Regions from separate parts of the Homo sapiens genome. Here region 2 is linked to region 1. Evidence: chromatin loops called from intact Hi-C (ENCODE). Cell type or tissue: mesothelial cell of epicardium. All regions are shown on one strand.

The links. Hi-C counts contacts between places; a loop is a spot of excess contacts. Peaks named below come from ENCODE experiments on the same cell type or tissue, not always from the same donor. Only the 100,000 strongest peaks of a DNase experiment are listed, where the experiment ranks them.
Region 2: it touches region 1 in a loop (15-fold over the local background); 1 of 110 quality-filtered maps calls a loop at or near these places.

The regions. Positions count from the first base shown.
Region 1 is chr2:192,602,068-192,606,067 of GRCh38, forward strand. No RefSeq gene overlaps it. Among named protein-coding and RNA genes, the nearest start is that of PCGEM1, 150 kb to the right of the region's middle. In mesothelial cell of epicardium, no CTCF peak of the experiment used is centred here; a DNase peak (open chromatin) is centred at 2,190.
Region 2 is chr2:192,720,236-192,724,235 of GRCh38, forward strand. No RefSeq gene overlaps it. Among named protein-coding and RNA genes, the nearest start is that of PCGEM1, 28 kb to the right of the region's middle. In mesothelial cell of epicardium, no CTCF peak of the experiment used is centred here; no DNase peak of the experiment used is centred here.

The DNA of each region.
Region 1 (4,000 bases):
GATATTACTCCCAATAACGTAGCAACTGTACAGCACCGTGTGATTTTGTCCTTAATAACCACATGGGGAGAAGTGATATTACTCTCAATATTGCAAGGGGTGTACACCCCACCTGTGACATTGTTTCTTATATCCAGGAAAGGAGAAGATGATATTACTACCAATATCGAAGAGATGTACAGCCCCATGGGATATTGTTCTAAATATACAGGTTGAAAGAGGATCAGATGACTCCCAAAATAACAAGGGGTGTACACCCCGCCTGTGATATGAATCGTAAAATTTAGAAGAGTGAATGACATTGCTTCCAAAAAAACACGGGGTGTACACCCCCTCTCTGATATCGTTCCTGTCATCTAAAGGAAGAGATGATGATATTACTCCCAGTACCGCAGAATATACACCCCCCCTGTGATATTGTGCGTCACAACTAGTGGGGGAGAGCATGATATTACTTCAAATATGACAGTGGCTTTACACCCCGTCTGTGATACTGCTCCTAATTTCCAGTAGCTAAAGTAAGATGTGCCTCCCAATAGAGTAGTGGGTGGACACCCGCCCTGTGATATTTCCCCGACTATTTAGGGAAACACAGGATGACATGACCCCAAATCCCGCAAAAAGTGAACACCCATTGTGTGATATGGTTCCTAATACGCGCAGGTGTAGAGGATGATATTACGTTTCATATCGCAGGCTGGGTACACACACCCTGTGAAATTGTTCCTAATGGCAGGAAAAAAGAGAATGCTAATAATGGACACAGATAAGAGCCACCCGCGATGCGGGGAGTAAGAGCCACCCCCTCTCCCCCCCCTGGCTATTACGACCCGCATCGCAGGGGGGTGAGGCACTCCCCCGCGTTTTTGTACTCAGATGATTGAAGATTGCTAGGTATCCTGTATGTGGATGTCTAAATCTCTTACAAGATTTGATAAGTTTTTATATATTCTTTCATTAAATAGATTTTCTAATGCCTCCATTCTTTCTTCACCTTAGGGGATATTGATAATTCATATGTTTGGTTACTTTATGGTTCCCATATCTTATCAAGACTGTGTTCATTTTTTATAAAACAAAATTTGTCTGACTGCATTATTTCAACAGACCTGCCTTTACATTTTGAGATTCTCTCTTCTGCCTGATCCAGTGTATTGTTGAAGTCTCTGAATATATTTTATATTTATTTAATAAATTATCCAGTTTCAGTAAGTATTTTTGTTTGTTTTCTTTAATGAAATCTATCTCTTTGGTACATTTCTTATTCATATCTTGAATTTTTTCTTCTGATTTCTTTGTACTGTTTTTCAGATTTTTTGTATCTCACTGAGATTCTTTGGTATTATAGTTTTGAATACTTTTTCCATAATTTGGTGATTTTTTTTGGTTGAGATCTGTTACTGGATAATTATGTTGTTCCTTTGAAGGCGTAATATTTCCTTATTTTTTCATGTTTCTTGTATCTGCTTCATGTTTCAGTTACACTGGTATCTGCACATTTGGTGTAATAGTTACTTCTTCCAGTTTTTTGGATTTACTTTTTTTTTTTTTTTTTTTTTTTGAGATGGAGTGTTGCTTTTTTACCCAGGCTGCAGTGCAGTGGCACAATCTCGGCTCACTGCAACCTCTGCCTCCTAGGTTCAAGGGATTCTCCTGCCTCAGCCTCCCGAGTAGCTGGGATTACAGGCACGCACAACCACGTCTGGCTAATTTTTATATTTTTAGTAGAGATGGGGTTGCACCATGTTGGCCAGGCTGGTCTTGAACTCCTGACCTCAAGTGATCCACCCGCCTCGGCTTCCCAAAGATCTGGGATTACAGCTGTGAGCCACCATGTCTGGCTTGGATTTACTTTAATTGGTGAGGACTTTTTCCTGAAGATGTATCAGTGGTGTGAGTTGGGTAGGGCCCTTTAATTTTGATTCTGGGTGCATGATGTAGTGTAGTTTTTGTATGATTTTTTCAGTGGTAAACAGTATCAGTGGTATCTGTGATTTCCTTGGTGATTTAGGATGTGGTTATTATTAAAGGCTATGATGAAGTTTTGCTGGGGACAAGGATGACACATTGGCCACTTTTCTGGCCCCAGTGTTGGCAGTGGTGGCCTGAGTGTTCTTGATATTTGGCCCCAGGGCAGTGGCATTTGTGGGACCAGGCAGGTTGATTCTTGGGCCTCCAGGTGGCTCATTTGGATGCCAGTAGTGGCAGTGGTGGGGCCAGGTGGGTGAGAAGATTCTCAGGTGCCTGAGCAGCCAGTGTGGTATGAGCCTTGGCAGTATCAGTGGTGGGACAACTCTTTGGATCCCAAGTAGTGCCCATTGATATAGGTGGTAGCAACAGTGCAAGGTTGCCATCCACAGCCCAAGATATGCAACTCTTTATTTATCCTGCTTTCTGTAGCAGTGGAAGCACTGTGCAGAGTGGAGAGGGACACTGTCTTCCATGCACAAGTCAAGGCATGGAAACTACACTGCCAGTGGGGGCACTGTAGCCACTCATAGCACCTGACAGACAACTCTGGCTTTCCTGCCCCATCCACCAGCAGTGGCAGCAGGGCTGTACCTGTAGTGGTGTGTGGAGGAGGAGAAGGGGTTGCACTTAATATGTGTGAGCCCGAGCACAGATCCGCCAATGAGAGGGGATCACACTTTGTTTGCTAGGCTGAGCACAGAGTTTGTGCCACTGCTGAGAGGGATATCACTTCTTATAGCTCCAGACAGGGAGCTCTTGGGCTCTGGAAAGTATATGTCTTGGATTCCCTTGCCCAGGGTCTGCCTTTTTGGTTCAGTGTACCATCCTTTGTCCAGGGAGTAGTACTTCATACAGGCTAGCGTACTGGAGATTCCACAACATCTTTGGGCCCAGCCAATACTGTTTCGCTATTGCTTTCCTGGTGGACACTGGGAGGTGACAGTGGAGGTTCACAAAATGTGGGGATATGTGGACTATGGTTCTTGATCAGAATGCAGTCCAGCAACAGCTGTATACTCACAATGATGCTCAGTTACAGCCGGCTAGGTCAGGGTGACTGAAGCACAAGTTTCCTGTCTGGTGCAATGCCTTTACAGTGTCTTATATTATTGCCCACATTAGTGTCAAGGTTTATGTGGGTGGGGGAGCTCTACTGTGCTTTGGATTGCAGCAGTCCACTGTGGGTATCTGAACTACTGAAGTTTTCTCACTTACCCTCTCTTCATAATACTGAGATCCTCGAGGCTCCCAACCAATCTTGGCCAAGTTGGCTACTCACTTCCTTCTTCTCTGTGGCTCACGTGTTTTTTGGAACTTCTCTGTTGTACTCTGTTGTTCTCTTAGGTGTTCTATTCAAGGTATAATTATCTATTCATAATTTTATTTCTTTTTTCTGATGGAGGCAGATGTCCAATGTCTGTAATCAGCAATCTTGAAATAGGATCCTCAATTTGTTTTTATAATTATGTATTTTAGTGTTAGCTTTCCATATTAGTCCATTTTTTTACACTGCTGTAAGGATACTACTGGGTAATTTATAAATGAAGAGGTTTAATTGACTCACAGTTCTGCATGACTGGTGAGGCCTCTGGAAAGTTACAATCACTGTGAATGGGGAAGCAGTCATGTCTTACATGGAGGCAGGCAAGAGAGAGCACTTGTGAGTACAGGAAAAACTGCCATCATCTATAAAACCATCAGATCTCCTGGGAATTCACTCAGTATACTGAGAACAACATAGAGGAACTGCCCCCACAATCAAATCACGACCCTCCCTTGACACCTGAGGATTGCAGGTGCCTCCCTCGGTAAGTGGGGATTACGATTTGAAATGAGATTTGGTTGGGAAACACAGTGCCAAACCATGTCACTTTCCCTTTCAAAATATTTTAAGCATGAAATTAATCCCCTGTAACTGACTCGGCCTAGATGTCTATCTGTGTTGTGTCTTGGTTTCTTCTATTTTATCTACTGACTTAATAGCTTTTTCACACTTTGTGAACATAAGAAAGAAGTATTTTAATCACTG
Region 2 (4,000 bases), 120 kb after region 1:
ATTATGCACAACAAGGAGAAGGAACAAAAATGCCAGATAATTTACCATAAGGGATAAAGTTATTTGAAGGGACTATTTAACTCATGAAATTGAAACGAGTTGCAGATTGATTCATTTAAAAAATACATATTGAGAGCCCACTGTGTGTCAGGTACTGTTTAGGTGCTGAAGGTACAGAGCTAGTTGAACAAACTCTGCCTTCATGGGGTCTATCATCTAGTGCAGGAAGACAAGCACAGGCTTTATTGTCTACCCTACATTGTTTTGTTATGAATTTTATTATTCATTGTTTTTGATTGAAAATCAGGTTTTTTTGTCTCTAATTCCAAAGATACTCTTGTTTAAAAAATTTGGAAAAGACAATTAAATATAAAAGAGGAAATTGAAAGTACCTATAAGGCATCACCTAGATTTAAATGCTATTAGTATCTCAATGTATTTTTTCAAATATTTGTGTAAGGAGGATATATTCAGTAGGTTAAAGTAAAATCAAATTCCATGTACAGTTGTTTTATGTTTTCCCTGTTTTTATTGAATATTATCTGATTCGTATTTTCTTATGTCACATACCTGCTAGAACCTAAAACTCTGTGAGGGCAAGTAAATTTGCTTATATTTTCATTGATGAACTCTTTGATCATCAATAGTATTGAGTACACATTGCACATTTAAAACATATTTGCCAAATAGGTAAAATACCTAAACTTTTTGAAAGCATAATTTTAATGACCATTGTTAAAGATGATATCAAGTTTTTACTCTCCAACAAAATTTATTCTCTTGAAAAAAAGGAAGATTTTCATACAAAAAAAATCTTTTAAGGAGTATTCTGAAATAATCTAGCCCCTTCAAACTCAATGCAAGATAAGCTTATCATTTTTAGGGGGTAATCGAAATTTCCAATTCTCTGACCATTATTGTTTCTCTTGGTGACAGTATTTCTCTAACAGGTAATAATATTTCTTAACAATTATAATTAATTTTGGGGATAGAAATCAAACCAGTTTGTAGTGTATAATTAGGTTAGTATTAAAAAAGTCACCTCCAGTTCTACTCCTTAATTCCTAGACTCATGAAATCACATGATATGAGAAATGACAGTTATATAGTTTAGATTTATGTCCACACCAAAATCCCATGTTGAAATGTAATCACCCATGTTGGAGATGGGGCATGCCAGGAATTGGATCCTGGGGACGGATTTCTCATGAATGCTTAAGTACCATCCTCTTGGTGCTGCCCTCATTATGGTGCGTGATTTCTTATGAGATCTGGTCATTTGAAAGGGTGTGACACATCCCCCTCACCCTCTTGCTCCTGCTCCCACCATGTGACATGCCTGCCGCCACTTCACCTTCCACCATGATTGTAAGCTTCTTAAGATCTCCCCAGAAGCTGTCAGAGCTATGCTTCCTACAAAGACTGCAAAATCATGGGCCAATTAAACTGTTTTTCTTATAAATTACCCAGTCTCATGTATTTCTTTATAGCAATGTGAGAATGGCCTAATACAGGCACCATATGTTATTTGCTGATTAGGAACATTACAAGCAATTTGGAGTTCCCCAGTAACTCAAAGATTTCATTTCCTAGATCTTCAGTTGATAATTCTATGATTCTCCAAGAACAACTGTTTTCTAAATCATATAATATATATTATATATGAATATGTTAATTTGAATAAATGGAAGATGCTGTAGATTTAAGCATGGTGGGTAAGAGAAAAATCCAGACAATGACAAATTACTATCTGCTCCATAATACACGTTGTTTACTGGAACCAACCAGTCTTTGTTAGCTTTGGTAATAAGAATTCTGTAACTGCATTGACATTTTCTTAGCTTTTATCTTGCCATCAAGGCCACATTGAGGCTTTTTAGGAAACACTGAACTGTCTGGTGAAGGAGGCTGACTCTTTCTGTAAAGCAGGTTTTCTTGACTATTTCATGAAAACCTCCTTAGATAATTTGCCCATTCAAAGAAGTCTATTCATGAATTCTGTTCTTGTTTTTCCCTAAATCCCCGACCACCCCAAACTATTAATCTGTCTTTGAGAATCAGTGTAGTATCAGCTGGTCTCTCTTTCCAGACTAAATTAATAAAGTGTTCTGCTCTGAGTTCTACACATGAAGGATTTCCATCTTCTGCTTCCATTCAGGATCAAACCTAAGAGAGCCTGTGATGCTGAAATATTTCATGAAGACTTTCCCGTATGACACAATAGCATTGAAATCAGGCCTGTGTTTTTCATCTTGTGTCAAATAATAATAGGAAACTCTTTTCAAGGCTACAGTAAGAGTTGAAACAAGATTAGCAATTTGGCAAAAGATGGCACATGGCTAGGGTGAAAAACTGGTTCATGCAACACAACTGTGCATTCCAGACCTAATCGGGCCACAAACGAAATTTAATATTATACTAGAGGTTGGGCTTTTGAGAATGTACAATGATACGATGAAGTGGATGAGACAGACCAGTAATGGAGGTGAAACGCAGGTTGTGTGGTTATTTGAGTTTCTACTGATAGTCATGTTATCTTCACTAGAGCCTAGCAGCAAAGTGATACCAACTTCTTAAAGGAAGAATAGTTATTTACTGGACTTAGATGTCTTTTAGCTTTGCATCAAAATCCAGAGACCTCTCATCCTAGTCTCCTGTTGAAATTTGCCTTTATAAAGTCCTCATATCTGCTGCAGAAATTTTAAATTCCATTGGTTTCTCCTGGTCATAATAGCCACTGTCAGAGACACTTAAACCATGAACTGTACCAGCTGAAGACTCTTCTATTTTGTGTCCCATGAAAATATAGCTGCTATTAGAGTTACCTTGGAAAATCATGGATGAGAATATCTAAGTGTATAAAGTGTGACTCCCGAATTTGAAGCAGCCTGCCAAATAATTTTCCTTCTTAATGGCGGGGGATGCAGGCGATAGAAAAGCGTCTATTATTACCAAGTCATATTTTTCCTCCTGGAATGCTGTACACCTCAATGAATTTTATTTCGTACCATTCTCTCATACATCTCTCTTTTTAAGTCATGTAAAGGTAAATGTTGCTTTCTTCTCTCCAGGTGTTCTCAGCAAAATGTTGTCAATACAAGCATACCTTGGAGATATTTCAGGTTTGGTTTCAGACTACCATAATAAAGCAAATATTGCCATAAAGTGAGATACACAAAATTTTTGGTTTCTCACTGCATATAAAAATTATGTTTACACTATACTGTAGTTTATAAAGTGTGTAGTAGCATTATGCCTAAAAATGTACACACCTTAATTTAAAATACTTTATTGCTAAAAAATGCTAATGATCATTTGAGCCATCACTGTGTCATAATTGTTTTGCTGGTGGAGGGTCTTACCTTCATGTTGATGACTGCTGACTGATAAGAGTGGTGGTTGCTGAAGGTTGGAGTAATTGTGGCAATTTCTTAAAATAAGACAACAGAAGATTGCCACATTAATTGCCTCTTCATTTCACAAATAATTTCTCTGTAGCATATGAAACTGTTTGATAGCATTTTACCCACAGTACAACTTCTTTCAAAACTGGGAGTCAATCTTCTTAAACCCTGGTGATGTTTTATCAACTAGGTTTATTCTAAATCCTTTGTTGTCATTTTAACAATGTTCACGGCATCTTCACAAGGAGTAAATTCCATCTCAAGAAACCACTTTGCTCATCTATAAGAAGCAATTCCTCACCCACCAAAGTTTTATTATGTGTCTTAGTCTGTTTTCTGTTGCTTATAACAGAATACCTGAAACTGGGAAATTTATAAAGAAAAGTAATTTATTTCTTACAGTTACGGAGAACGAGAAGTACAAGTTTAAGAGGCCACCTCTCGGGAGGGCCTTCTTCCTGGTGGGGACTCTGCAGAGTCCTGAGGTAGCACAGAACATCACATGGTAGGGGGGATGACAGTGCTAGCTTAGGTCTGTCTTCCTCTTTTTATAAAGCCACCAGTTCTATACCCATTAATCCATTAAATCACAGATA